2 separate regions of the Homo sapiens genome follow, and region 2 is linked to region 1. The links are chromatin loops, found by intact Hi-C in ENCODE. Cell type or tissue: dorsolateral prefrontal cortex. All regions are shown on one strand. Each heading gives the region's core, and the rest is flanking DNA. Links, peaks and the distances in the headings are about the cores only.

Region 1 (15,154 bases), core at 7,191-11,190:
CTACCCAAACCCCAGGGCGGAGCCCCAGCAGCCCTGCAGGGCCTCAGACAAAGGCAAGGGCACAGGGCTGCAGTCCTCCAAGGAAACGGGTGGGCTCAAACACCAGGGTCCCTGTCCTGGATGTCTGACCTCAGGCAGGCTCTGAACTCTCTAAGCCTCAGATTTTCAAACTCTGGGAAATGCAGACAAAGCCACTTTCCACAAAGATGCGATGCTGCATGGTAACAGCAGGACTCGGCGGGTATCCCAGTTACACCTGCGCAGTGGGCCATTATTACTACACCGCCCCTACCACCACTCTCCACCGGGAAAACCCCCTCAGGAAGGGCTCCTTCGTACACTCACAGCCTGACTCTGTTTACCCTTCTATCCCAAGATACCAAGCCACTTCTAGGTCCCAGTCACCTCCAAATAGAGGTGAGCAGAGGTTAGCTGGACTTCAGCCTTCAGGGTTTTACATTTCCACCTGGGGACGGGGGCTTACCCAGCACTTGCAAATGGTAATGGATGTGGCCTTGGTGAAACATAATCAATCTTGGGACTAGCAGGATAAACAAATGTGTAATTCATGAATTTGCTAATTGTCCTTCATTTTGATCTTCAGCCATTTTTCCTGGAATCTCTGCCCGACATACATCTCATGGCAAGGACGCAGAGATGCCAGGAGCAGGCCGTGGAAGCTGCTGGCATCCAACCTGGACACCTGGACTGGCCTTCCTCCCAGCTGCCCACCTCCAGCCCAGGCCTCCCTGCCCCAGACATCACGCAAGGCAGGAGGCCCGTGGCACTCAATCTTTTATTTTCTTAAACTGTACACAAACGTACAATACTTTAACAGCAAGTCTATGGGAAAATTGTTTGGTTTTAAATTATTATGAAACAGAATCTAAGGGGAGCTTTATTAAATAAACATAAAGATGAGGATTTAAGGATACACACCTGCATTCTATCATAGTCATTTTTACTCTACCTTCTGGGTGTGTAAGGATGGAAAAGACACATCAAACCGAATAAACAAAATCCATTCATACCCTGAAACGTTGGCAGGCCACTCAAGGGACTGCTCAGAACGTCCACCTCATCTCAGATGGCCTCACCGTCTAATAAAATTAAAACTGATCTGTTGGCCTCTTTGGTTCCAAAATTATGTATAATACATTTAACTGTATTCTTTTTTTTTTTTTTTTGCTGCTATAAAAATAACTTTTTTTCAAATGGCAGTTTCTGACTAATCATGCAACTAAATCAGTGCAAACATTAAAAGCAATCATTCGCTTAAAAAAGAAGCAAAGGATTTCATTTCAAGTATAAAAAATATAAAAAGAGTCGTACGAGTCCAGTTTCGTCTAGTGTGGGTCAACCCTTTAAATTGCATAGTTCACGTGGCACTTGGACATCTAGAGGGCGAGCGAGTTCGGCGCTCGGCCAAGGGCCACTTCTGGACACACGCAGATCGGCAAGTGCTATGTCATGTGCGTTCAGGCAGGTCTGCAAGTGCTATGCGGGCGGGCGGGCAGGCGGGCAGGTGAGTGGGCAGGGGCCACGTCCACGGCCAGCCCTGATGGCTGGGGCCCACATGGGCAACTTCTGCAAATCAGCTGAAAGCCTTCCCCATCTCTCCAAGACCAACTAGGCTGCTCCCCTCCCTTGGCCTCCGCTGAGGGGACACCCCCCATCCTCAGCAGTTCAAGAATGCCTCCTCCCCGCCATTTCCTCCTGCGGTCTCATCCCCTTGCCTAGGGGTCATTCCCACCCGTCCCCAAACCAGTCCTAGAGGAATGTCCCCAATGAAGGGCACAGATTGCAACTTTTTTTCTTTCCATTTAGAACAATTCAGATTTTCACTTAAAAGGTCATACCTGGTAGAAAAGTCCTTTTTCAGTTATACAACTGGCAAGGATGACCTGTCAACTGTTGGAGATCAGTTAAAGCATCAAATTTAGCCCCCTCTTCTCTCCCTCCCTCCCCACCCCAAAAACACACACACACATAAGTCATGTCAGAGGCCCAAGCCACAAACAGTCAAACGGTCATTGCCCCTGCTCCCAGGTCTCTGACGGGTTGTGTCCTTTCTGGGTCTCTTTCCCTCGACAAGGGCATGGAAGGACAGGCTCCCCAGGCCTTGAAGCACGAAGGATCCCAGGCTGGGGAAGAAGCAGACATCGAGCCAGGCAGAGCAGGCCTGGTAAAAGCCACGGGGCACACGCAGCCTCCGCCGAGCTGCGCTCCCCACCCCTGCATCTGCTTTTCCTCTCCGTGGCTCTCTCTCTCTCTCTGCGTCTCTGTCTTTGTGCTTTTATGTGTGCTCGGAAGGCGCAATTCAGAGTGGCCGGGCCAGCTGGTGGGAATGGTGGCTGCTCACCCCATTCTCTCCGACTGACAGGCATTTGTAGCTAAGCTGCCATTTGTCACCGCATCCATTTGCTGGTATCCTGGAGGCTGCTGTGTGGGTGGCAGGATGCGTCTGGCTGTGCGTGGCTACGTGTGCATTTTAAAGTATTTCATGTCAGTTGAGGGTTCTCGCTCTGGTTTTGACTGGTTGCTCTATGAAGCTGTAGAAAAATATCTCAGGCCGCACCCTGGCACTATCTCCACAGCCCAACAGAATGACTGTACTCAGCCCACCGTGTACCCCCGTTCCCGCGGGGGCTGGAAGAAGCCCACCCGGGACTGCCCTCCGTGCCCCACCACCGTGCCCCTGCCTTGCACTGTCAGGCGCAGCCGCACTCCTCCACAATCATGTTGGGCACGTCCCGCTTGACGATGTTGTACTCATCATCGAAGTACAGCATGGACATGGTGCTCAGCTTGGTGGGAATGCAGCAGGAGTTCACCGTGCCGGGGTTCAGACCCCGCATGCGGTACTGGTTCACCACAGCCGTGTGGAAGGAGGAGGCAGAGCCGGGGACCCCTGCCAGGTAGGCTGGGCAGCTGCCCTCACAGTAGTTCCCGTAGTAGCCGGTGGGTGCTATGATCCAGTCGTTCCAGCCGATGAGGCGGAAGTCAATGAAGAACTGTTGCCTGCAACAGAGGTTGGTCCGGCCATCGCACTCCAGGCCTCGCTTGCGAATGCGGTGCCTGCTGTCGCCCAGCCGAGCCTGCACCACCACAAAGGGCCGGTGCGACTCTTCGCCTGGGTCCACGAACACCGGCACCACGGCCAGCTCCTGGCAGCTGTCACACTGCACGTCTAGGTTGAGTCGCCGCTCGCCCCGCTCAAACAAGGCCTGGATGGCCTCCGTGAGTGGGAAGGTATGCCAGCCGCTGCGCTTGAGGTCCACCCTCTTCTCCACCATGTTCCACCTGTCACCGTGGCCCTGCTCCTGGAAGTACACTTTGACCCGCACCTTCCGCCGGCTGCCCTTCTCCAGGACGTAGGGCAGGAGTTTCAGGTAAAGCCACAGGCTGGCCTGGACCACAAACAGGTTCTGGTTGCCTTCGTTGGAGATGAAGAAGTATAGGCGGACCCGGGAGGAGGCGAGGCCATCTGCGGAAAAGGGGAAGGGCGAGCCAAGTTAATTCAAGGAGAACACAAGGCAATGGGGGAAACACACTCTCTGCTGCAGGATGCTGGAATGCAACTCGCCACACAGCTGGAAAACGTTACTGACCAGAAATACCATTCTTGGGGCCAGGGCCTCTGACTGTAACCTGGGAGAGGCAGAGAAAATCGTTTCTCATTGAGAAACCCGGACCAGGCTGGGGCTGGAGGGTCCGCGCCTATAAAATCCTGCCTCACCTCTCCCAGGCCAGGGCTCCCTGGAGACAGGCTGTCAGGCCTCAAAGCACAACAGAAGAACTTGTCAGGGGGCCAAGATCTTAACAAGTTGTTATGGGTATCTGTGAAATCTGAAAAACAAAACCAGGATCGCAGGGAGGATTTTGGGGTGGGTGGTTTTAGTAGGGCTTTTTTTTTTTTTTTTTTTTTTGGTTAACTTAGCGCATTGCAAAATCAAGCTGAGCCACCTACCGCCTCTTTCCAGTGTTTACCTAAGTATGATGTGATCCAACCCCCAGTGGAACCTCCACTGCAAACAAGCAGGCTCTGCTCAGGTTTCTGACATAGGAACGTGTGCTTTGCAGGCTGCAGAGCCTAGCCCTTATAGAATAGTTTCAAGGGACAGGACATTCAGCCTTAAAACTTGAGGTCCAATCCTTTGACAAGACTCTGGCTCCCTGTTAATGGCACGTTCAAAATCCCCAAGGAGTAGGGGAGCTGGCTAGTTAATTTTCTCAATAATTCAGCTCAACAAGAAGGAGGCTGTGCCAATCAAGAGATGACTCCCCTCTCATCCTACATTCCGGTGACCCTTGCCTCTGACAATCTACGTTTTTCTTTCCTTTTTTTTTTTTTTTTTTTTTTCAGGAAGAACAAATAATGAAACTCTGTGGTCAGGGCTGGTTTTATCAAACCTCCCACCATGCCCCTCCCAAGCCCCTACCTCAGGCCTCGCCTGGCTCCTCTAATAACACTGACATCTGACTTTGAAATGGGGGAAACTGCAGCCTTAAAAGCTGGTCTTGGACGAGCTGCCTGTGACCTGAATCTGTTATTTATAAGTCAAAGAGCTGGCTCCGTGAAACGGACCAGAAATATAACAGCCCCCGCTGTCATTTTGTGCCACCGGGACCAAAAGGCCTCCTCGACCTTCCAGAATCACATTTCTAACTCTGGGCCCCAAAGCACCTTTTAATCCGAGCCCTCTAATTGCATGGCGAGCTTTCCCTGACTCACTTTAGTGGACAGCTAAAACGGCAATGCATTTCTTTCTAAGCACAAACCAGCCCCGATTGTCTCTGCTTTTCTCCACACCCGGCCATGCAAAACTTTTCATCCCTTTTCATCCCCGGGCTGCCTGCTGCCTGGTGGGGTGGGGGGCATTTGCAGCCAGGGGCACAACCGCTCCCCCCACCGAGGCTCCCCGCTTGCCCCCGCCCTAACTGCACCGGGGCTTCCCCCTCTGCGACCTTCTCCGCAGTCCCCTCGGCACAAATGGGGCCGAGCTCCAGGCACAAAAGCCAGCCTGGCTCATTCAAGTCCTGAAAAGGACAGCGGAGTCGAAAGCACTTGCAGCATTTTGGCGCGGGCACATTTTTCTCCTTCTTTTAAAGTTCCGAAAGATTTTTCTCTCCCTGATTTTTATATTTAGACAGTGTTAGAGATTTGCAATCTGGGGCCGGGGGGGGGGGCGGATTCCAGAAAGGAGCCATACCCTTTGTTAACTACGACTCTGCCTCTCGGGCGAGGGGTCTGCTGCAGCTGCCAGGCAAGCCGAGAGGCACGGGGCTGTCCCCGAACCGCGGCTTTCTCTGTGTAAATGATGGACCTGTTGAGAAGCCTGCCTTCCGCCCGATTCCGGTGCCCACACAATCGGAAGAGAGGTTGCCTAGCTCTCCCCAGCGAGGCTTCAGCAATCCTGGCAAGCCCACGCCGCCGGTGATGGAAGCGGCCCCAGGGGCCTCTCACGCAGGCACACACACACACAGACACACACACAGATACACACACACTCTCTCTCTCCTCCGGCCCACGTATATCAACAAGCACACACATCTCCATCCACACTGCTAAGCCTACACTCCGATCGTGGGAAACAAAAACATTAAGCAATCACCAAGCAAGTGCCCGCAGAGCCAGGGCCGCGCGCATCTGCCGGGAGGGGGACGCGCGCCCAGAGGCGCTGGGGCCCGATTCCGGAGAGCAGGGGTGGAGGGCCAGGCGATCGGCGGCGGGGGGTTGAGGCAGCAGGCAAGGGTCTGCGGCCTGGGGGAAGAGGACTGCAACCCGGGCGGAGCGCGCAGGGCCACGGCCGAAGGAGCTCTGCCGGGAGTCCAGGCTGCCCCAGGGCGCGCGGGCTGCGGTGGCGGCGGTGGCAGCCGGAGCTAGCAAGGAGAGGGAGAGCGGGAGCGAGCGGGGACCGCGGCAGACAGCCGGAGGGCCGGACCCACCTGTCTCGGCGAAGCTGATGATTTCGGAAACGCGCTCCTGGCCGTCGGCGCCCGGGCTGGCGTGGCCGTCGAGGTGCGGGATCTCCACGCGGCCGTCCTCGCGCACCTTGCCCGCGTGCAGCTTGCGCAGGGCCGTGACCATGGCGGCCTTAGGCACGGCGTGCGTGATGTTGGGCCGGCCCCGCATCTGCAGGCGGCTCAAGATGTGCCGCTTCACCGCCTCCAGGAAGTCGCCGTCCACTCGGCCGAGCTCCTCTGGCCGCCGGAAGCCGCCGCACGACGTACAGGTGTCCTGCGAGCCACCCGGGGATCCGGGTGGCGGGGGTGGCGGCGGCGCGGCAGGCGTCGGCGGGGGCGTGGGTGAGCCCCAGGCCTCAGGCCCCAGCCAGCCGGCCGCCAGCAGCAGAAGGCAGGCGGCCCCCAGCGCCCGACCGGGCAGCCCGTCCATGGTGCGCCGCTGGCGACGAGGGCGCCCGCCGCGAGGCGAGCCGAGTCGAGCCGAGCGCAGGGCCGGGCTCCGGGCTCCGGGCGCGCCGCCCCGCCCCGCCCCCGCCCGCGCCCGCGCCCGCCCGGGCCTCCGCCCGCCCGCCCGCCGGGAGGGCTGCCGCCGGCTCGCAGGGGGAGGGGGCCGGCCGGGCCTCGGGGGTTCCCGCGCGGCAGGGAAGGGGCGCCGAGGGCCCCGGGGGCCCGAGGGGCGCGCCGGGCGGGGCGGAGGTCGCGGGTCACTGCCGCACGGGCGTCTCGGGGCGCCTCGGCATCTGCAGCCTTCTCCCCATCCTTTCCGCGTCGGGGGCCCCGCAGCCCCGGTTCGGGTGAAGCGAAAGCAGCGTCAGTGGGAGCGGCGGTTCGGCCGGCGGCTGGGGAAGGTGGCGAAAGAGCGGGTCCACGCAACTTGGCTGAGACGGAAGCGAAGGCGCTGGAGCCCCCCGGAGCGGAGCCGGGCGCGGCTTGGCGCGGCGCTGCGGCGGGCGCTGCGGCGGGGCCCCGCGCTCGCACCTGAGCGCCTCGCCCTCACTGCCTCGCGCCAGGAAGGGCCGCCGGCGGCGGAGACGGGCAGGTCGTCCTCGCCGCGGGCCGGCGGGCAGTGGCGCGGAGCAAGCTTGGTGCCCGGGAGAGCCGGCCGCGCGGGCCCGCTCACAGGCGGCGCCGAGCCCTCGGCCGCGGGCCCTGCAGTCCTCCCGGCGCGTCACACGGCAAAGTTGTCTCCAGGATCCCTGGGCGCCGCATCCACGGGCGGGCGGCCGCAGCGCGCTTCGCCGGGGCCTCTGCTCCGCCCGCCTCCTCGCAGCCTCCCTCCTTCCCTCCGCCTGCCTGCGCGGCCCGGCCGGGCGCGGGGCGCCGGGCGAGGAAGGCGAGGGGGAGGCAGGGCCCTTCTCGCTCCTGTCTCTTCTGCCTGCCGCGGCGGCGGCGAGGTCGGCTCGAGCGCCGAAAAGTCTCGCAGCGTCCCCGGGTGCAGTGCCCTCGCTCGCGCTCGTACTGGCACCCGCCGCAGGGCCGGGAGAGAGCGGGCGGGCGGCGGCGGCGTCCCCGCGCCGGGCCGCGGCACGGAGTGCGGAGCTCGCCGAGGAGGAGTTCTTCTCTTTGGTCTCTCTTCTTTTACTCTCCCCGTTTTTTCTCCCAAGGGGGAAAAAAGCCGCACAATCTCCGTATGTGCGCGCGCGTTGAGATAGACGTTGGCAGAAAAAAGGGGGGGAGGGAGGGTGTCGTCCTGCCCGTGCGAGAGGAGACGGTCCGTACCTCCCCGCTCGAGCTTCCCGGGGTGGGGGGAGGAGGAGAAAGCGGAATCTGTTCAGGTTGGGGCTGCCCGCTCCCCGCGCTCACCCCTGCTTCCCACCGCTTTTTTCCTTTCTGCCTTCCCGAGAAGGAGGGGCGAGCCGGCCCTCTCCCCTCCCCTCCTCTCCCCTCCCACCCCCCGCAATGCCGGGCTACTTTTGCTACCTCGAAACTTTCCCACCACGTGGGCGCCCCGGACCCTTGCCCAGCTGGGCGGCCGGCGGCACCGACGGGTTCCAGGCGCTGGACCCAGGCGCTCCTCCCGGCCCACTCCCGCCTCCCCGCCGCCGCGCAGGCCCTGCCTCTGTCCCAGCTGCCGCCCTCCCCAACCAGCAGAGGCGACTCCCGCCGCCGTGGCCGCCCCCGGCCCTCCCGGGGCGCTCCCTCGCGGCCGAGCCTGGCGAGGCGAGCGGGGTGCGGCGCGGCCTGGGATGCCAGAGGCAGGCTCCGCCGGCGGCTGCCGCTCTGGGGCTGCAGTGCCCTCACCCAGCTCCCCGGGCCGCCGTCGCACTGGCCGAGGCGTGGACCCTGCGAGCTGGAGGGCGGGAAGGCAGTAGCCACTGGAGGCCTGGCCAGCGGCTGCGTCTGCTGGGCCAGGAGGAACGCCCCGATTGTGCGGGATCCCAGGCGCGCGGCCCGGAGGCCACTGAGCCTCAGGGCTTGAGGGGCTGGCAGGGTCTACAGTACCCCACCCCCACCCCCACCCCCAGGGAATTCCCACTTTCGCCAGCAGACAAACTTTGGCTTCACTCAGACCCGGGTTCCACTCGGGCTCAGCCACTGCCAGCTTTGCAGGAGTGACCTTGGATAGAGTCCTCACCTTTCCTATCGCCTACCTCTTCTTCTGTGAAGGGACAGTAACACCTGTATCACAGGGGCTGGGTGGGAGGCCCAGCGAGGCAACTGGGCCAGGCTCTTCACACAACCCGATAAAGGATGGTTCTAGGGTCACCGTTCTCAGGCCACCGGACAAGGAACACTGTCAGTGGAAACTTGACTTTCAGACCCGTCCGGGGCCCCAAGTGCAATGCGCTCCTCTGTCCTTCTTCACGCCCCCACCCGGGTCTGGGGCCGCATGACAATGCCCACAGGACACGGAGCCGTACCCCGTTCCCTCGCAACGGGCTAGACTCAAGGCAGAAGCACGATGGGAGTTCATCCTGGCTTTCCCAGGATATTGGGGAATCGGGGACGTCGGAGGCGGAGCGTGGCCTCCTGCCCCCGCCTCCCACCGCCAGTCTCTCGGGCCAGCCCTGCCACCGTGGAGCTCGGCCGGGACCGCAGGCCCGCGGCGGCCTGCAAGTCTGGAAGCCGAGCGCCCCCTCCCTCCCAATCGGAGGAACCGACCCGAAGCTGGCGGGCAAAACTAGGGCGGGTGTGAGTTTGCCGACCGAAGTCAGAAGCAGGGATCCAGGAGGATCCCCGAGATGGCAGCCCTTCTGCCTCCTTAGAATCTCCACCAGGGCCAGAGTCTCTGCTCTCCCATCAGGTTGCCCTTGCCCTGCCTGGGAGCCTGTGGCCCGGGAGCTTCTGCCTCCTGGGAAGCACCTCCTGCATGGTGGCCTTGAGCCAGGCTGGCCACCTCCTGGTTTTGCTTGCATCTGCCCACCCGGCTGTCTCCGTCACCACAGCCACCAGCTACTTGACAAACTCATTCTCAGGCTCTCAGAGTCAGCCCAGTCTCTCCTCCTTGGCGAAGCCTTCCCTGACCCGGTTGTGCCCTGTATAGTTTTTTACCTGAGTGAGGCTCTCAGCCCAGTGCCTGGCTGTTATCTCCTCCCTTGTCTGTCTCCTGCATGGGAAGCAGACTTCCTGGGCCCTATCTGGTGCCAGACCTGGCAGATGATCAGGGAGAACTTATTGAAGTAATGATTGAATGAAGAAATGAGAGAAGCCATAAAGCCAATGAAGGAGTTCACAACCCCCACTCCCCAACACAAGCCCTCACAGGAGTGTTCCTGGCCAGCCCTTCTCATTGTCAGCCCCACCTGGGCTGGACAGGGCTGTGGAAAGGGAGAGAATATGGGTGAGGTTTCCCTGCCTTCAAGCCTTCAAGAAGATGCAGCATCCTGCCCATTGACCTGGCACCAGGGAGGGGCAAAAGCCGCCGTGTCCTTGCTGGTGGGAGGAGGGAAGAGGAGGTTGGGAGGAGGGTCCACACTTTGCTCCCCTAGTGGAGGAGCTGTCAGCCCCGCTGCCAGTCATCTGCTGGGAGGGAACTGGGTCAAGCGGTAGTCAGAAACCATCTGCTCGAGAAGCTGGGATTATCCTGCCCTCTGCTGATCCCCCAGCCCACGGGAGCCAAGGGTGTAAATTGAGTTCTTCCAAATCACCTTGTGTTTCTGGGGGGGGCTCCCCTTCCCCTCCTGAGGGGCAAGGACCTGTTCCTGTTGCTTCAAAGCCTCATTTAGCATCGAGCTTGGTTCTCCTTGTACTGGTAAACTCAGCCTTCCATCTCGGCTAAGGATGTGACTGCGTCTGTCAGTTTTGAATACAATAATGCACATCAGTGCCGTAGCCAACACCCTCCAAGCAGCTGCAAGACCAGGCCACCCTAATGCAGGATGCTGGCTCCCTGCTGCCATCAAGGAACTCCTTGGAGAAGGCAGGAAGGAAACATGGCGACACTGTAGATTCGGGCTTGCAGAAGTTGGAAGAGTACAGAGCACTTCCTCTCACGCACGCCTTTTTTTTTTTTTTTTTTTTTTTTTTTTTTTTGCATAACCCATCACTATCTGTTGAGGATGATGGAAACGTCCAAAAGTGACAAGGCAAACCATATACGTGAGCCTTAGGGCTCATTTGCAAAACAAATTGAGAACCCAGGTGCAGTTCTTGGCCCTGCAGCTCCTGCAAGGTGTGGAGTGGAGAGAAGGTCTTTGCACCACTAGGCACTAGGGTTCTGGCTGGAAGAAGGCCTTCGGCAGAGTTGGGCTTAGGGACCTGGCATGTATTTTTCTGTCACTGAAGCCACTCTTGCCAAGTTTCACCATCATATGTCACACCTCTCCAGAGCAACTCGATCTCTGCACAGAGGAGGTGCGTGCCAGGCCCAGTGCAGCAGTGTCCTGCTCAGCCAGCAGCCCTGGACACTGGCAATGGACGGCCTCAGCCTGGAGCCAGGTGGGAAGGAGAACCCAGCCAAGAGTGCCTCCTAGGGTTGGGGGTCAAGCTGGCCTTTGTAAGAGCTCAGAGACCAACATGGAGCCCCACAGAATGCCCCAAGGCCACCTCATGCCTTTGAGGTCACAGACTCAAGTCCTTGATGAAAGAGTGAACACAGGAGGGTTATTTTGATAAGACAGTCCTGTATTTCTTACCAGGGCAGCTGGGTGCCTCCTACCTCAGGAGGGCCCTGGCAGCCATCTGCATCCATAAACCCAGCAGTGGCCTCAGTGAGGATGCTTATTATCTCTGGTAGCTCATGGGCTCGGGGGGCCAAGACCTATGTTATTCATCTGTCACTGTCCAGTGTCCCGCACCGCACCTGCCTTGGTGAGTGCTTATGGACTGAATGAAGTAGGGGCATCACATGGGGCAGACAGAGGAGCTGAGGTGCCCAGTGTGGCTGGGCCAAGACCCTGTAGGTCAGCAGCAGGCCCAGGACTCCAGCACAGGCCCTGCGTTCTGGTCAGCTTGGACGGCAAGCCACTCCATGCTTCCAGGTGTGTGCTGCTGTCCCCTCCCAGCAGGTGTAAGCAGGTGGACACAGGTATATCATACCTGCTCATGTCCCCATTCTATTTCCTAAACAGGCTTTAACACAAAAGCATTTCATAGGGCTACTCATCAATTGTGGTACTTTTGAGATGATGTCCTCAGTTCCCCAACCCCTGAAATCTATTGTACGTCAGCAAGAACCATACAAACTCTTGTGTTCTGGGCCTCATTCTCAGTAAGACTGGGGAGCCTCGATGTAGCTAGGTAGAGAGGACCCACTTCTGGTTCATCCAGCAAGGGCCTTCAGACCAATTCGTGGGCTACTGGAGGTTCTGTGAGAGTAGAATTCAACATGTTTTGAACATCCAGGAAATTTGTGAACATTCAGGAAATATTTCAACAGCAGGCCCCTGAGGATGGCTGTCCAAGTTGGTATATTTTCTAGAAAAAAAAAGAGAGGTGCTAAATACAGCAGTTGGTTAGTGACCCACTTCAAATTGCTAATCACAAACTATTCCTAGCACAGAATTCCTTCCCTTTCATTCAGTAAACACACTGAAATAGCTGCTGGAGATCCAGCAAGGCATAAGTCAGGCCCTGACACCCCCACCCCCAAGTCTACTGGGAAGACCAGTGCATGAGCAGGGAGATCCTCCCTCTCCCAGAGAGACCACAGGGATAAAGCTGAGGGGGAAAGACACCTAAGTCTACCAGAGGTGTCTCAGGGGAGGCAGGATTTGAACTGAGCCATGAAGCACAAGGAGGCATTTTCCAGGTGGCCCCCAGGTGGACATGAGAGAGACAAGGTGGACAGGAACTGAGGTCCCTGGGATGAACTGCGTGAGAGTAGGTCTAGGGGAGGAACCAGGTCAAGTCCAGTGTAGCTAGGCCTGGGTTTGTCAGCCCAGAAAGAGGTGGTAAGGCCAGGAGGACATGTGACCCCTTGCAGGGGTGTTTTAGGACAGTGGCAGCACTCTAGTGCCTCAGAGACCCAGCCTATCGGGGAGGCACTGAGGGCTAGCATGAGAACCAAAAGGGAGGAAGGAGAGGGATTGGAGTCCTTCCATCAGGACACAGGCCTGGGCAGCTCATGGGAGGAGGGGCTGAGCAAGAAAAGCTGAGGAGCCCCCTCCTCCCATTCCTGCCGTGGGAGCGCCTGTAGATGGCTTCCGGGTGCCCATGTGTGGCCGAGAACCCAGCGAGCTGGCTATTTTGCTACTAACAAAGGAAAAGTAGAGCATTTCTAAGGTTTCTTTGTTTAGGGTCTCCAAGCCCAAGTGCGTCCACTCTGGGAATACTTGGGTCCAAGTACCAAACTCCCCTTAAATGGCATGCCTCGGTCCTCAGCTGTCCTTGAGCTTCAAACTGACCTTTTTTCCATCTACTCCTCGGAGGACGAGAAGTGACCTGCCTGTCCAATGGGCCACCAACAAAGAAAAATGCACAGCTGACCCCAGATAGCATTTCTGAGGTTCTGATGGGTGACAGGGACAACACAGAAACCAAAGAAATTATGCTTGTCTACAGACAAGACATCTTTTTTGCTTTTTTGTTGTTGTTGTTGTTGTTAAGACGGAGTCTCGCTGTGTCACCAGGCTGGAGTGCAGTGGCATGATCTCAACTCACTGCAACCTCTGCCTCCCGGGTTCAAGCGATTCTGCCTCAACCTCCCGAGTAGCTGGGACTACAGGCGCGCGCCACCACGCCCGGCTAATTTTTGTATTTTTAGTAGTGACAGGGTTTCACCATGTTGGCCAGGATGGTTTTGATCCGACCTTGTGATCCGCCCACCTCAGCCTCCCCTTTTTTGCTTTCTAAACAGAAGCAAGAAACTCATCAATCATTTCATGTATATGAAAACTGAGGAACCTCTGTCTCCAACAGCCCACACCCCCTCCAGCTGCACCCATATGTTCCGTATTCATGGAACTCACTTCCTGTGAAGGTACCACGGTAAAGCAGATCAAAAAGAGAGCCACCAGAATGTTGGGCTTCGCATAAGTTCTCCCCACCCTGACATAAGACTCTAATTGAATTTTCGCAGTCAGTAAAATGGTCTCTGTCTCGCATTGAAGGGAACTCCACAGGGGGAACCACCGTGGCTGTAGAAGGAGAAAAAAACAGAGCCATTAGCAGCTTCAGCTTCCTGCAGCCAGGACCTATTGACTGGCTGGTAAAGCTCTGTTAATTTCAAGTCCTCTCAATGTTCAGCCCCTTCCCTTTTGGTCTGGGCACTGGGCAGGCTCCTGGTTCACACCATGCTCCCTGTCTTTCCTCCTCCTTCCCCACCCAGGCCCCCAAACTGCGAGTCAGGTGCTGGTCTGAGAAAGGAGGCATTTCTCACCTACCTCCCTAGCCCAGGTCATTCAACCTCTACAGTGCCTTCTCTTCCCCATATATTAGATTATGGGTTGAAATGCCAAAGGAAAAAAAAATGAATGGAAAGGGAAGGATTTGATTTTTGCTTGATGGATTTATTTATATCTAATTAGGAGGCCCCACTGTGAAGGGGATAAAGTTTTAGTTCTGGCCTATTGAAGGGCAAACACCTATTGTGAACTTGCCGTCTGCGTTGCTCCAAGATTCCCAGAGTCGAGCCACATGCATTCGTGATGCCAGTAGAACAGTGAGCAGAGCCCAAGCCACCAGGCACTGTCCTCAACCCTCCACCTGTCAGCAGGGCCTGTCACGCAAACTGGTCTCAAGCCAGGGATTGGAGGATGTGCCCTTTGACACCTTTCCAAACAAGAAGAAAAAAGAAAGATGTAAAGATAGACCAGATAAATAGATAGCATCTTTAGGATGAAGAAATACAAAACATTAAAATTTCATTTGACCTTCATCTCCCTTAGGGTGTCTAATGTTTCTCATACCCCTACAACTTCCTACTGATTCAGAAATAACAGCACAGAGCAAGACACTTAGTTAGAAATAAAAAGAAGAACCTGCCAGGCATAGAAATACTGAAACACTCATCAACTGACATTAAGTAACACTGGTCAAAAGAGGTGTCACGTGCATTATTACACAACCTCTTTAGGACATCATTTGTATCTGTACATAATGTAGTCAAACTGTTATTTACCTGAGCTCAGCTAACCATGAATCTTTTTGTAATTAAATCTATGAACACTGTCAGACACACTCACCAATCTTGCACACATTGGTGATAACTAGCCCTCCTCTCCAGCCACAGAATATATTCTTTTTTTTTCTTTTTTCTTTTTTTTTTTTGAGACAGAGTCTTGTCTGTCACCCAGGCTGGACTGCAGTGGCACGATCTCGGCTCACTGCCACCTCCACCTCCCGGGTTCAAGCAACTCTCGTGCCTCAGCCTTCCAAATAGCTGGGACTACAGGCACCAGCCACCACGCCCGGTTGATTATTGTATTTTTAGTAGAGATGGGGTTTTGCCATATTGGTCAGGCTGGTCTCAAACTCCTGACCTAGGTGATCCACCTGCCTTGGCCTCCCAAAGTGCTGGGATTACAGGCATGAGCCACCACTCCCGGCCTCCAACCACAGAACATATTCTGGGTTCGGGGCCCCTCAGGATGGTCTTTAGCCCTTCCTGATGCCTCCAACTATTGTTCAAAAAGGTTCTTGTATTCATTCCACATGTACGCAGAGGACCTAGTAGGAACAGAACACTGTACCAGGCAATGACTGGGCTACGGCACTGTCCTGACTTCAGATCAATTAGCAGGGAGGGCAGACACCTTGGCAGCAAGCACTAGGCCCCGCAGAAGGCAGTACGGAGGGAGCAAATGAG
Region 2 (15,154 bases), core at 6,118-10,117, 240 kb before region 1:
AATCCCAGCCATGAGCTCCCTACAGGCAGGAATGGTTTCTGGGCATCCCTGGAGCACTGAGCGCAGGACTCAGGATGGCTGAGGCTCAGTGTGCACTCATAGGTGGGATGGAGAGTTGACCTGTACAGCTCATGGGTGGGGGCCTACCTGCAGACCTTGTTCCCTCAAACAGGGAACTCTAGCCCTAATGCCCTCACAGACAGGGACAGGAACTCTCTGTGGCCTCTGCTTTTCACAGAACAAAGAGGGGGAGCCCTGGGCCTCCACCAAACACCACGGCTGTGAGGAGAACAAGACAGGGGCTCCAGCCTCCAGCACACGGCTATGCATTCCTGGGCCAGCCGCCACCCTGCTCCCCAGCCAAGTCAGGTTGTTTTTGCCACCCCACACCCCCAGGGAGCACAGAAATCAAATTCTGATCTTCTTGAAATAAGCATCTGTCCAGTTGCATTGAGCTCAAAGGTTCAGTCCACCAGGAGCACCTGCTTGGTTCTGAGACCTGGCCAGCCCCATAGGGTGGGCATGCAGGGCCCTGCACACCAAAGAACAAAGGACCACAGCCAACAAGCATCCACTGCACCCAATGCTGGGCTCAGCACTGGGCTGGCTCTGGGAGTCAGGGTGCAGGGCGAAGATGGAAGAGACATGAGCCCCACAGACACAGAACAGCCATGAGAGTAATCAGTGACAGAAGCCCAGAGGGGCGGGGCGGGGCGGGGCAAGAAAATGGCATGTGAGCAAGGGGGCAGGTGAGAGGCTTCCAGAAGGGCGGGACTGTGGAGGAATGACACATTCATGCTCCCATCCAAAGGGAGCAGCTTCTATTCAGCAAGAGCTGCTTGACATCTGGCAGGAATTGGCACCTAGGGTGGCCAGGTCTTCTGATTTTTTCTAGAGAAGGCAGAAATGCAGGGTGTGTATGTGTGTTATGTGTGCATGTGTGAGAGAGTGTGTGCATATGTGTGAGAGTGGGGGTGGGGGGTCTCCTGATTTTTCAAATATTGACTGAAGGCTCAGTAAGTTTTGCTGCATCGAGTCCCCGGGCTGCCCCTCCACCCTCTGCAACAGAGACCCACCCAGGGACCAATTGATGCGATTCAGAAGGCGGTGGGTGACTGGGCTGGAGTCTGGAGCCCAGGTTTGTAACAGGCTGGGCCTATTCACTGCATCGAATAGGTCGGCCTCTTCATTCCAGGCACCTGTCATTGGCATCTGGCTTAATTCTCACAAGACGCCTCTGAGATAGGTGTCATGACTTTCCTCTTTCTATGGCTGAAAAGGCTGTGGTTCAGAGAGGTTGAGTCACTTGCACAAGAACACACAGCTTGTAAGCAGCCCCAAGAGACTGTGCTGAGCCTTAAAGGTGTTGGAGAGTGGGGCTCAGAGCAGGGCAGTGATTTGCCTAAAGTTACCCAAAAGCAAGGTACAGGTGGGGCAGCTCCAGGTCTAGGATAGCCAAGCTAGCTGCTCTTTCCCTTGTATCCCCAAAGGTTTCCAACACAATTCCACAACAGCAGATGGGGCTAAATCTTCCCGGCAGGGCACGTGGATGGGTGGAATCCAAGGGTGGTGGTTGGGGTTGGGGGGTAGTTCCCTTTTGTACAGCAAAGCTTTCACAAAGCACATAATCACCTACCAATATATCTTCTTGCTAAGCCTGAACTTTAATCCATCCAGTTTCCGCAGCCCAACCCACCTGCATTGCATTTCTGGCAGGAGGTGGAAGACCTAAGCCAAGGGAATCTCCCTGAGCTCATGGCTTCTGCGGGTAATTAATGACACTTGCAGCCTAAATGTAAACTGTAGCACATCTGTCCAATGTGGCTTGGGTAGATCCGTGCCTTGAGGCAGGGAGCTGGCCTCCATGGCCGCAGGTAACCCTTCCAGCTGGGGACAGCAGCGACCCGGGTGACCTCAGAGCCACTGTTCTGCACCCCCGAAAGAGGATGGACCTTGAGGTCACTGGTGTGGCGGAAGAACTGCGTGTGCCTTTCTTTCTTGTAAAGTACGTGTCAATGCCCCATTCTCCTGCCAATCTTTAGGAAGCGGCACCTTCGAGGTAGGTGGACTGCAGCCTGGCCTCCCTAATCTCCTCGCCTAGCCCCCTTCTCGGCTCTCCCCACCACCCTCCATTCAAACCTGCTCTGAATCAGTTGCAAGGATCTCATAAACGCGTGCCCACACACAGAGGCACAGATCGCTGAGAATGGCTTACAGCATGCCCTGTCAAGGGTTATCTGCATTTCAAAAACTATGGTTACTTTACCCAAAGGAAGGAATCTCAGGCATTGGCAACTATAGATTCTGGGACATTTTCAATTTCTACCTACTTTTTTGCAGTGCCTGTCCTGACAGGCCCCCTTGTCAAAACATTTATTATTATCCTTCTTCATATATCACCAGTTTTCAAAGCTTTTGCATCCATTAAAAAAATACTTCTACCTTTCTAAAAAGAACTTGGGATGAAATCTGGTCTCGCTTTCACTCTTAGGGCCTTGGCACGTCCTTGCCATCATTAGTAGGGCTTCTGCTTGGTGGAGCCCTGGTAAAGAGACACCCTCGGCCAGGCGCGGGGGCTCACGCCTGCAATTCCAGCACTTTCGGAGGCCAAGGCGGGCGCATCACGAGGTCAGGAGATCGAGACCAGCCTGGTTAACACTGTGAAACCCTGTCTATACTAAAAATACAACAAATTAGCCAGGTGTGGTGGCATGTGCCTGTAATCCCAGCTACTTGGGAGGCTGAGGCAGGAGAATCACTTGAACCCGGGAGGTGGAAGTTGCAGTGAGCCAAGATCGGGCCACTACACTCCAGCCTGGGTGACAGAGCAAGACTCCATCTCAAAAAAAAAAAAAAAAAAAAAGAAAAGAAAAATAAAGAGACACCTTCTACTTGGTGGGGGCCAGCTAGCCACAGGAAGGGCCTCCCTGAGCCTTATGGCTGTGTCAGGAAGAAGAAGATCAACAGGCCCCATCTCAGGGCCAATGAAGCCCGCCACTGTCTGTGGACACACAAGCCCATCTGTGGAGGACTTGGGCCATGTTTCAAGCAAATAATGTTTATTAGGTCCCAGGTCAGCCCATAAAAGCTCTTGGAATCCAAAATGTGCTTGAAGCTTAGGATCATTAGTTCTGGTTTTCCAATACTTTGCTCGTTCATTCATTCAATCCCTCATTTGGTCAGCAAATGTTTACCAGGTGCCTACCAGATGTAGGGGTATACAAGTTAGGTTTAGGATGCAGTTATATGACCTGGGCTAGAATGACAGTGGCTCTAACCAGACATAGGCTGGCTCCTTGCTTGTCAAAGCCACAGCTGGTGCATTGCTCAGGCCCCTCTACCTGTTGCTCTGCATTTCTGGAGCGAGCTCCTGTTTGCACGGTCCGCACACCTCACACCTACACTGCTCATGCTCCTGCACCAGCGGGAGGAGGTGAAAGAGGAAAGGCACAGCCAGGCGCCACGCACAGCCTGCTCATTCGGACTCCGTTGGCTGGAACTTGATCACGTGGTCACAACCTGCTGCAAAGGTACTGGGAGCTGTGGTCTTTATTTCGGGTGAACACAGGCCAAGCTAAAAATCAAGAGATCTCTTACTGGGAGAGAGGAGGAGACAATAAATGTTGGGAGACCACTAGTAGGCTCTGAAAAAATTGGTGAATAAAACAGATGTGCTCCTTTGCCATGGATCTCACAGTCCTGAAGGGGGGATGGGGACAGCATGAAATAACAAGTGACCCGAAGAGTCAGTGCTTCCCTCTGTGATGAGGGGTGCCAGGGAAAGTGCAGGGCACTCAGAGAGCAGTGAATAGGGCGTCAGGTCAGGCTTCTTGAAGGAGGGGGCATTAGCCTGCAGGACGACAGGCTGGAGGAAGGGGGGGTACACTGGGGAGGAAGAGGGAATGGCATATGCTAGGATCCTGTGGCAGGCAGGAAGGCGGCTGGCCCTTAGGAGGACTAGGGAGGAGCTGGTGTGGCCGGGGTTCATGGGCGATGAGAGGGGATGAGAGGCAGCACTAGGACAGGCAGGGCCTGTAGCCCAGTGGGGCATCTGGAGACCCCGCCCCGCCATCAGGACACTGGGAAACCTCCCTGATGGAGGGTGGAGATTGGCTGAAGGGGCGACTCAGCTGCATGTGTAATTTTAGATCACTCCACTCTATTGCCTGTCTTCTCTGGAAACAAGGATCCCTGGAGCTCAGTAAAGGTTACAGGGGTAAAGCAGGGGAAGTGGTCCCACCTGCCCTGGAGGCAGAAGCATGGACAGAGAGCTTTGCTGGCTCTACCACACGCTAGACATCTTGTGCCTAATTAGAATCCCAGAATGCTGGCGTGGAGAAGACAGACAAAAGCATCCAGTCCTGCTCCTTTGTGTACAGATGAAGAGGCTGGGCCTAGAGAGGGAGAGGGGCCCACCTGGGTCCCCCAGCAGGGTGGTGGTGGTGCTGGAAACAAGATGGACTCTTTCTGACTCCCTTGGTGGTGGTAATGGTGGGTGGCAGGACCTGGGCTGGGGTCACTGGGTCAAACTAGTGTCACCTGGCCCCTGGGAGCTACCTATCTGAAGCAGCTCCAGAAACTTAAATTTGCTAATTAATTTATAATTCCAGCCCTAAGCCATAAAATCAAACCACACACTGAGCTGTCCACAGTTGCCTGACAGCTGGCCTGTCTGATCCTGGCTGTCTGCTCACAAATTGGTATTAGTGGCACCAAGAGCAGATTAACATGGTGACCAGGCACCCAGAAACTTGATGCCACCCGCTGGGCTCACTAAAGCTGTCAGTCTCCCCAGCTGCTAAGCTGCCCAGGCACCCATGTCTCCCCAAGCTTGGGTTGCAGAGCAGTCCTGGGCCCAGCAAGGAGTAGGACCTTTCTCAGCCATCAAGTGATGCCACTGGTCAAATATAAGTTACAGGAGAGAAAAGCAGGGAGGCATTGCCAGGAAAGCAGTATTCAAATTTCAGAGTTTGCACAGGGCTTGAGAATCAGTGGGGACCATGGGCATTCATCATCCTAGCCAAAGCCCACACTGCAGAGCCAGAGAACTGAGCCCAGAGAGGAAAGAGCTGCGGTGGTGTCATCCGGTACAGGACTATAGCTCGGGCTCCCTCCCCGACAACCTAATGCTCTACCTGTTCCTCTGAGTGAGAATGCCGCTTTCCCATCATCTCTGCCAACCTGCGTTTTTCTTTTATGTATTTGTTCACCTCATCAACTCCTACCTCCTGAGCACCTACTACTGTGCCAGACACTGTACAAGGCCCTAGGATACAGGAAGCAATCATTGTGGGAAGAACTAGAAATATGAAGAGTCATTCTTGAGGTTAGTATGATATACATTAGTGAACAAAGGAAGGGAGGGCGGGAAAACATCCCAGACAGGATGAGCCACGACATGGGTTGCATTAGATAGGGTTGGAAAACACCACGGTACAGTGGTGTAAGCAAGGCATTTTCCCTCCTGTAAAATTCCAGGGCCAATATGATCACTCTGACCTGCAAAAGCCTTGGACACCCATGCTCCTTCTACCCACTACGTCTCTGGTCCTCATGGGTCAAGATGGTAACCAGGGCTCTAGCCATCAGGTCCGCACTCCAGGCAGCAGGATGAGAAGGACAAAGAAGAAGTGGGAAAATATATGTTCCCAGAAACACTTGTATAAGAACACTTAATGTCAAGAACTATAAAGGGTCTGAAATTTTACTCAACTTGAAAGGTAATGAGTTAGGCTCTTGAGAGGCTGGCAGAAGATGCCAGAACCATGAGTCAGAGACAAAGGATGTTATTCCTCACAGCACAGCAAACAGCATGTGTATCAGCATATTTGCGTCAGTTCCTTTTGCCCCAAGTCCCACAGAACAATGTGAGTGGGCCCAGATGGATCCTGTACTTGCAGTGAATTGCATTACAGGAGAGGAACCCTGAGCTTAGGGAACCTGGATCTTTTACAATGGGAAGCAAGCGTGCTTGCCCTTTGCTCCAGAGGGAGACGCTTGATCTTCCAAAGCTGTCTGCAATACAAACACCCATGAAAAGATAGGTCAATCAGTGCCTTACTCATAAGATGTGTAGAAATGCGAGAGACTCATGGGGAATTGTCTCCCAATATACAGCAGCTTTATTCATAATAGCTCCAAACTGGAAAGAGCCCAGACGTTCATCAACAGGAGAAGAGATATATTTATGCAATGGACCATATTTGTGCAATAGCCATCTTAATGGGTGTGAAATGGTATCTCATTGTGGTTTTGATTTGCGTTTCCCTAAAGATGGGTGATGGGTGTCTTTTCACGTGCTTGCTGGCCATTTGTATATCTTCTTTGGAGAAATGCCTAAGTCCTTTGCCCCATTTTTTAATCAGGTTGTGTTGTTGTGTTAATTATAGAAGGTTTTAACCAGGGTGGTAACTTAGATTTACGTGTTTGGAAGATTCCTGTGGTGCCCTATCTGGAGTGTGAATTGAAGGCAAGAGTGAGAGTAGCATGATCAGGGCGGAAGCCGCTGCAATGATCCAAAGATGATTGATAGTCTTCACCAAAAGAGAACCACAGAAATGGAAAGGAAGGGATTGGGGAGAGAGGCATTAAGGAGCAAGAATGGGCAGGCTTGATGAGCGCATGGCAAGGGTGGGGAGAGAGGGGAAAAGTCAGGGCTGTCCAGGCAGTTGACTGACGACCAAGTACATCACCATAGAGAGGGCATCCTATAGGAAAAATTTGCAAACCCTCCTCTGGTAACCCCTGTCCCCATGAACTCCTACAGAAGCAGCTGCACGGGACCAGCATCTTCAACTTTTCCTGTTTGGTGATTTTGCTAAAATATCTCACCTAGCTCTGAGCACTCCCTGTTCACCTACCTCTCCCTCCCATCCCTCCATCACGTCTGGACACCTGATGCCCCTTATCTCTTGGCCCCAGTGCACGTGGGTTATCCAAATCTTCAGTTCCAGGCTCATGTCTGTCCTCACAGATTGACAACCTTCAGAAATGTCTCCAGCTTTTGGACCCTGGCTCCCTGGACTGCTCTTGACTTTGCCTGCTGCCCAGGTTTGGGGTCTACTTGCGTAGTGGGTATCGATTGGGGTGGGTGTCCAGCTGATGGGAGTGTGTCCAGTATGTGACCTGCCCCTAGCCACTGCCAATTAGCCCAGGATGGGGCCACTTGAACCAGGCTGAGCCAAGCAGAAGCCTTTACAATTCCCCATGCACAGACTGTCCCCAGACCAAGAGAAGCCAGAGACTCCGGTGTCCAGCTGGAACTAGAGCCGGCACCCCCAGTGCCAGCCCTGGCCACCTCTGCCTTGTCTCCATCCCTCCCGCTTTGCTCCACACACCCCCCTCCCTGGCCTCCTTATGCTGCAGCCTCAAGACCATTGCCTCTTCCTGGAAGTCTCTCTCACCTCCCTCAGGTCTCTGCTCAGGTGTCACCTCCTTCGAGGGGCCATTCCTGTCGCCCTGCTGGCTTCTCCTGGAGGTGCTCTCGCTGGTGTCCTAAGAGGCCAAAATCTCTTGTTTTGTTCCCTGTGGAACCGTCTGAGTCTAGAAGAGTGCAGGTGCACAGTGGGTCCTGTTACATTTCTGGAATTCAGGGAGAATGAGTAAGGATGGTGCAGTAGTAGCGAGACTCACAGAACTCTGCCTGCAGGGGCCATTTTCCCCAGCGAAGAGAGCTGCCCAGTGAAATAACAGAGGCCTGGGGCTCACACCTTAATGGTGAAGGGCTTAGTCTGGGCCAGGTGACGATCTTCACCTCTCTGCCTCGGTTTCTTCAGCTGAACAATAGGAATAATCACCTGCCTCTTAGTGCGATTTTGAGGATTAAATGCAGGAATGCGAGTAGGCTTTGGACTTCAGTCAAGGCTCAGTAGCATAATAATGGGTCAGGAGCACGCAAGCTCCAATTAGAAGCACTTAGGGAATCGTATTATTCTCCCAATACCTGATTTATGTAATAACAGAACTCCTGCTATCACCAGCTAGGCACGGTGGACCAGAGAGGGCCAGAGGCGACCCCAGGCTTGCAGCCGACTTGCCAGCCCGGGCCGCAGGTCGGGACCGGCGCCGGCTACCCCTCCGAGGGCGGCCGAGGGCGCGGCCCGGCCCGCGGGGCGGCTTTGTGCGTCGCCTGATTTCCATTTCCCCAGATAAACACGCGGCGGGGGCCGCGACCTCGCTGCCTAGCAAATGCCTCGGCTCCCCGCCCCGCGTGGGGCCCGCGAATGAGATGATTTACTCCTGTTTTGCATATTAATTGACCTAAATGCCACCCGTTCTGGGAACAATTAAGAGGCCCTTTGGCGCCCGGGGCCACGGGCTGGCGGCGGCGAAGTGGCGGGCGCCCCCTCGGGGCCGCGGGCCGGGCCGGGGCAGGGGGATCCGGGGACGCGCGGCCCCCACCTCCGCCGGCCGCGGGCACAAAGCGGCCTTTGTGCGGGCGCCGGGCAGGGCGTTTCCGCGCAGACAAAGCCCCCGCGCCCTGCCCTCCCACCCTGCCTCCAGGCGCCTGAAGCCTCGCAGAGGACAGGCCTTCATGCCCTTCCCTCCCCAGCCCCGCGACGTGGGGTGCCGCTTTGATCTTCGCTCTTCCCCGGAGGCTGAGTGGCTCAGTGGCTCACAGGTGGGATCCGCCTCCTACCCGGTCACGGCCGTGCCCTTGCCCTTGGCAGTGCGGGCGGCGCGGGGACAGCGTGCCTCGATCCAGGCCTCTCAGCCGACCTGAGCCGGAGCCACGGAGCTGGGGATGCCCGCGCAGCTCTGCGCCGTCACCCTGTGTCCAGGCGCACTGTAGAAGGGGGCCGACAGGAAGAGGCGCTGCGCCAGAACTGTTCCTTCCAAAGCACACCTGCTTCGTGCCTTCCTTGGGTTTCCACCGTAGGAAACTGGCACCACCTCCTACCCCCTGCTGGGGCTGGAAACAGCGCCACCCCGCTTGACTCTTTCCTGTTGCCTATGGCTCTCACCCCACTCCTTCCCGCATTTCCGCAAGTCCTGTGGGTTCCAGAATACCCCATGTCCTCTCTCCATTTGCACTACCTCTGCGCCTGTCACCAGCACAAGGGCTCCAACTCTCCCCAGTGGCCACTCCGGCCCTGTGGTTTCCCATGCGGGTGCTACTGGCAGGCTTTCAGGGGGTAAATCAGACCCAGCTGCTTCATCGCCCCACCCCCCACGCCAGCCCTTCAAAGGTTTCCCTTTGCACTCAGAAATCTACTCCTCTTTCCATGGGCCCGGGGACCCCGTGGGAGTCAGCATTCCTGCTGTCCCTTGGCCTCTAGGAGCTTATTCCAGACCTCTTTTAGGAGAGCATATTTAAGAGGAAACCTGAAGGATGAGGAGGGAACTGGCCAGCTAAGGAGTCAGGGGAACAGTGTCTCAGGCAGAGGGAACAGTGAGTGCAAGGGCCCTGAGGCCAAAAAAAAGCCCTTGGCTGGTTCTAGGATGGCCCAAGGGCTGCGTGGCTTGGAGTACAAGGGAGCACAGAGTGAGAGCAAAGGATCACCCAGGTGGGCAGGGGCCCAGCCTCTCGGGTAAGGGGTGGGCAGGGGCCGGGCCTCTCAGGTAGGGTGCTTGGGTTTTAAGCAGGAGGGTGACTGGATCTGGTCTACGTGTTCATGAGCAGTTACCTCTCTATGTGAGCATCTTGGGGTGTTTCCTCACCTCCTCCTCCAACAGCTAGGCTCCCCTGCACACCCCAACACACACACACACACACACACACACACACACACACACACACACACACATCATCTGTCCTCAAGCCCTGTGGGCTGTGGATTCAAGTCCCAAATTCCCTCCAGCCAGGCCTCTCCCTCGCATTCCCTCTGCCACGACTTCTCGCCTGGGTGACAACAGCAGCCCAGGAACTGCCCCACCCTGCCACAGCTGCAGCCTCATCCCCTCACCCCCTACCCTAGGGCTCTGGGCCCACCAGCCACTGCTCCCATTACCTGCCTGTTCACTGGGTCCTGTTGGCTCCTCAGGACTCCCAGACCATATGTCCCATCCTCAGGCCTTTAAAGGGCAGTGGCTCAGCTGCTTGGTCCATGAAGGAATAAGGGTCTAGTGCTGCCAGATTGGTATACGTTTTCAGGGGAGGCCCGAAATCCAGATTTTGATGTGAAAACTCCCTTGTAAAATATCAGACCAAAATAAAAACTATTTTAACACTGGTAGAACCAGACAAATGACATGTAGTGAGAGTTGGGTTGTTTGCATCTCCCCTGCCGCCCCCAGCCTGCATATCTCATGTTGAAAATTGATCCCCAGTGAAAGGTATTTGGGTCACGGGGGCAGATCTCTTATGAATAGATTAATGCCCTCCCTCTCAGAAGATTGGGGGATGGCAGCCGGGGGAGCAGTGTGAGTTCTCATTCTATTAGCTTCTGTGAGAGCTGGTTGTTCAAAAGGGTCCAGCAAGCACCTCCCTCCCCCATCTTTCTAGCCTCCTCTCTCCCCATGTGATCTCTGCACGCATGGCTCCCCTTCGCCTTCTGCCATGAGTGGAAGCAGCATGAGGCCTTCCCCAGATGCAGATGCCCAATCTTCTAGCCAGTAGAATTGTGAGCCAAAGAAACTCTTTTTTCTTGTAAATTACCCAGCCGCTGGTATTCTTTTTTTTTGAGATGGAGTCTTGCACTGTCACCAGGCTGGAGTGCAGTGGTGCAATCTCGGCTCACTGCAACCTCCACTTCCCGGGTTCAAGAGATTCTCCTCCCTCAGCCTCCCGAGTAGCTGGGACTACAGGCACGTGCCACCATGCCCAGCTAATTTTTGTTTTTTGTTGTTTTTTTTTTTTTTTTTGAAACGGAGTTTCGCTCTGTCTCCCAGGCTGGAGTGCAGTGGCGCAGTCTCGGCTCACTGCAGCCTCTGCCTCCCAGTGGCATCAAGTAATTCTCCTGCCTCAGCCTACCGAGTAGCTGGGACCACAGGCGCGCACCACCACACCCAGCTAATTGTTTGTATTTTTAGTAGAGATGGGGTTTCACCATGTTAGCCATGGTAGTCTTGATCTCCTGACCTCGTGATCTGCCCACCTTGGCCTCCCAAAGTGCTGGGATCACAGGCATGAGCCACCGCGTCCGGCCTCTGGTGTTCTTTTATAGCAATAAAAATGGACTAAGACATGTAGCAAATCTAGACCAGTGCGTGCAATTGGCAGCCACTGCTACAGCATCTAGTAAAGGACCTGATAGTCAATCAATCCATTATTCAGCCCACAGTCCATGAGCTGGGCCTGCTTACTGTCACCAGGCCTTGAGCTGAAGTAAAGGCTCAATAGATAGTCATTCCCATATCCCCTATTTTCTTCTGGTTCTTTAAGAATTTCATTTAAACCTTTGATTCATGTAGAATTTATTTTGGTATAACATGTGAAGTGAGGATCTAAATTAATTTCTTCTACAGATGGGTAGCCAATTGTTCCAATACCAAATATGGATAAATCCTGTTTTAAGTGCCAACTTGATCATATGGTAACTTCCTATATATATTGGATGACTTCTAGTAATTTCTGAATTATATGGCTATTCATGTACTTGTGCCATAGTTTTAATTGTTTTAGCTTTATAATAGATTTAAAATACAAGTAAATAATGGATGGGGTTATCTCTGCTTTTTACATTTCTGTTTTCAAACTTTTCCTGGATGCATGTATATTTTTCCATATCAACTTTAAAATCAGCTGGTATAGTTCCACAAGAAATTCTGTTAGTATTTTCACTGCGATTGTGTTGATGTGTAGCTTAATTTAGGAGAACTGGCATCCTTATAATGTTGAGATTTTTAACCCAAGAATGTGCTGTAAGTTCACATTTGTATCCTTTGGCAGCATTTAAATGGTTTTGCACATTTTTTAAGAAGTTTATTTCTAGGTTGCTTTTGCAAATGGAGTCTTATATCCATTATATTTTAGTTCTGATTGTTGTCTGTGTATTTGAAGGCCATTGATAATAGAACGCTAATTTTGAATCCAGCTACCTTACACAATTAGTCATTTTCAATAACTTTTTCAGTTGATTCTTGTGGGTTTTCCATGTAAATGGTCAAATAATCTTCAAACACGGATAAATTACCTCCTCCTCTCCAAGCGGATACCTCTTTCCTGGAGCATTGGCTAATCCTCCAGAGTAGTGGCGATGGTGATGACAGTGTGGAAAGTATCTGCCCCCTGGCTTATTCTAGATATAAAATAGATGACTGGGCTAAAATAGATAAATGCTAATTTATGGAATTATCCATCTAGTCTAACTTATTGAAAGCATTTTTTTCAGAATAAGTATTAAGTGTTATGAAAATTTTTTTTAGAAACAAAAGATAAGCAGACAATCCTAGAAGCTTTTGGAGACTGAAAAAGTCACACCATGAGGATCGAGAATCAGAATGGCATCGGACTGCTTAACATCAACCTAGAACACCACATGCCAATAGAGAACTGCCTTCAGAACTCTGAGGGGAGATGATTTCCAACTGAGATTTATACCTCCAGCCAAACTGTCAATCAATTATCCAAAAACTGAACTCCCATATGCAGCCTCCAAGGAAGCTACTGGCGTGTATATTACAACAAAATGAAGGGAGTAAAGCAAGAAAGAAGATGACTTAGTATCTAAGAAACAAGGCACCGACACAGGACAGAGGGAAAGGGAATTCCCAGTGTAACGTTGAAGAGAAATTTCACAACTTCTACTACAATGGCCAGGAGAGCAACTGATCCAGGTAGAAGCAGGAGGGCTCAAAGAAAAAAAACAGAACTGATAGGTTGCCAGATGTGTTTGACTATATTACGAGAAATTTTAGAGTTTTATTGTCACGGTTTGTGGGAAGAATTAGTAATCTTACATCAAAAACTAATTAAATTTAAAAACTGAGGTACTTACTAACTCCAGGGAAAACAAAAAGCTGTACAAGACTGCAACTGTAACCATAATATAGTCCCTTGTTTAGCTGTGAATAATCTATATGTAGATATGATACGGTAACAACTGAGTGTTGATTTAGCAACTGTGATAGGACTATCTTGGAAGAAAAAGTGTGTGTTTGTGGATGGTGGCTGGTGGAGAACCAGCAATCTTCCACAGGAGGAAGCCAATACATAATATTTGAAAAATACATCTAGAGAACGATATTTAGAAATATGAAAGGAAATGTCAGAAGGAACAGCTAAAAGACTTAAAGTAGCTTCTTCTGAGGCAAGGCAGGACTGCTGCATTTCATTGTCAGCCTCAGGGCACCATTTGGCTTTGAAAATTTTGAACATACAATTTTTTATAAAATTAGAAGTTTAATTTAAAAATTTTCTTGCATGTATTACCTAAAAATCACCTTTTGTACCAGCCTCGTTCTTAGCAAAATGAGCTGACCAAAATTTAGACAGACCAAGGTGCCAGTCCCAGCTCTACAGATTGCTAGCTGTGTGGCCTTAGGCCAGTTGCTCAATCTCTCTGAGCCTCCATTTTTTAACCTAGAAGGTAAGGATAATATTAGCACCTACATGGTAGGGTTACTGAAAGGATTAAATGAGACCATGCCTAGACCTGGCACATAAAAGCATCCAATAAAGGGTATCTGTTGTGATGGTAGTTGTTTTAATTTCACTTTCTTCAATTCCTAAGTGACTAACTGTGGGCGACTTCCCCAAGCCTCACCTTTAAAATTGGTAGAAAATATTTTGAGCCTCTGAAGAGATAAATGAGATAATGAGTGTAGAATACCTGGCACCTAATCTCTCTAAAACTCAAATATCTCATTTGCAAAATGGGAAAATCCTTTTAGGGTTTTCAGAGCATTAAGTGAGATGACACAGTGAAACACATAGCCCCGTACCAAGGACACATTTATTTACTCAAAAAAGCTAGCTATGCGTAAGACCGGGAACATTTAAACATCATAAAAGTAAAACATGCTGACTGTAAAAAATGGGAGAAATCTGGTAAAGTGTAAAAACAAAAATTACCAGTCACTGCAATGCTTCTCGATAATATTTTTCCATCTATTTTGTATACTTATTTTATCAGTCAGTGTAGATCATAGTCCAGGGAAAACCGTACCAAAATCTCAGTGGTTTCAAGGCACAGAGGTTCATTTCTGCTCATACCCAGATCACAGGAGTCTGGGTGACTCTCAGGTGCTCTTTCCCATATTGTGGCTCAGTGATAGAGGCTCCTTTGAGCTTCTGGGCCTTCAGAATGAATACACATTCCCATGACTGCTTAGGCCAGGGGAGAGTGGGCTGGGAAGGGTTGCACCAGCAATTGAACACCATCACCCAGAAGTGACACAGGTTACTTCTCTCGCATTTCACTGGCCAAAGCAACTCACACAACCATCCTGATATCAAGGGGCGAGGAAGGGAAATCTTCCAGGGTGCCTGGATGCAATGGGCGAGTGGACCTGGGACACCGTGACTACGTCCACCCCACACATTCCCAGAATCGAAGACACATCGCGTCTGTGATTTTGCTTTTTCACTGCTTTTGTCTCTTCCCATTACATCATAAAATATTCTTCGAAAACATGTGGCACGGATAAAGCTGCAGATTTAAGAAAAGATTTTAAGTTGTATGGTGACACTATTTCCCTCTTCCTCGTTCTCTCCTTCCTCTTATTCTTCTAATTTAGGGAACTGTATGTAGGTGGCAGAGATCCAGGCACCAAAACTTTGCATGTCCTTGCTCAGAAATGCCTCCTCTTCTCTTCCTGGCCAACGCAGGACAGGCCGGTTCTGTCGTTCCTTCCTGGAGAGCTTGTGCTGTTCTGTGGGCGTCTTTCCCTCCAGAAGTAACACATTTGGAGGTGAGGCCCAGAGAACCTGCTGAACAACTGCCGGATTAACAACTCCACATGTGGGGTGTGGCTGCACGCGGCTCTGCCGGGGCCTCCTTGCGCAGACAGTCAGCCAGTGGTGTTAACGCGCAGTGTTAAAAGTGACACCAAAGTGGTGCCGGCGCCACTGTCAGCTGCTGCAAGAGATAACACCCGGGCCTGCAGAGTTGGGTGCGAGCTCAGGAGCGACAGCCCCTCCTCGCTGGTGTCCCAGGATCCCAGGGACCAGTGGGAAGGGGTCCAGGAGGAAGGAGCTCGGTGGGCCCACTCGAGAGGAGTACTTTGTTCCAAGCATGCAAAGTATGGGAAACTGAAGCTGTGGGGACAGTGA

Evidence for each region. A loop is a pair of places that touch in the nucleus more often than their neighbours do. Peaks named below come from ENCODE experiments on the same cell type or tissue, not always from the same donor. Only the 100,000 strongest peaks of a DNase experiment are listed, where the experiment ranks them.
Region 2: it touches region 1 in a loop (3-fold over the local background); 4 of 110 quality-filtered maps call a loop at or near these places.

Annotation. Positions count from the first base shown.
Region 1 is chr2:120,337,432-120,352,585 of GRCh38, reverse strand. It overlaps LOC105373989 (putative cuticle collagen 91), which reads right to left. Exons shown (of 3, transcript XM_047446882.1): 2 at 8,559-8,664; 3 at 6,593-7,699. The coding sequence ends at 6,672. It overlaps INHBB (inhibin subunit beta B), which reads right to left and starts at 6,450. Exons shown (of 2, transcript NM_002193.4): 1 at 5,950-6,450; 2 at 783-3,487. The coding sequence starts at 6,397. The coding sequence ends at 2,712. RefSeq lists an enhancer at 1-3 and a cis regulatory region at 8,808-9,298. In dorsolateral prefrontal cortex, for the core only: CTCF peaks have their summits at 8,849 and 9,051; DNase peaks (open chromatin) are centred at 8,009, 8,741 and 9,045; H3K4me3 peaks cover 2,091 bases; H3K27ac peaks cover 1,036 bases; H3K27me3 peaks cover 4,000 bases.
Region 2 is chr2:120,580,640-120,595,793 of GRCh38, reverse strand. No RefSeq gene overlaps it. Among named protein-coding and RNA genes, the nearest start is that of LINC01101, 120 kb to the right of the region's middle. RefSeq lists enhancers at 474-982, 6,777-7,670. In dorsolateral prefrontal cortex, for the core only: a CTCF peak has its summit at 8,359 (motif pointing left); no DNase peak of the experiment used is centred there; H3K4me3 peaks cover 829 bases; H3K27me3 peaks cover 2,302 bases.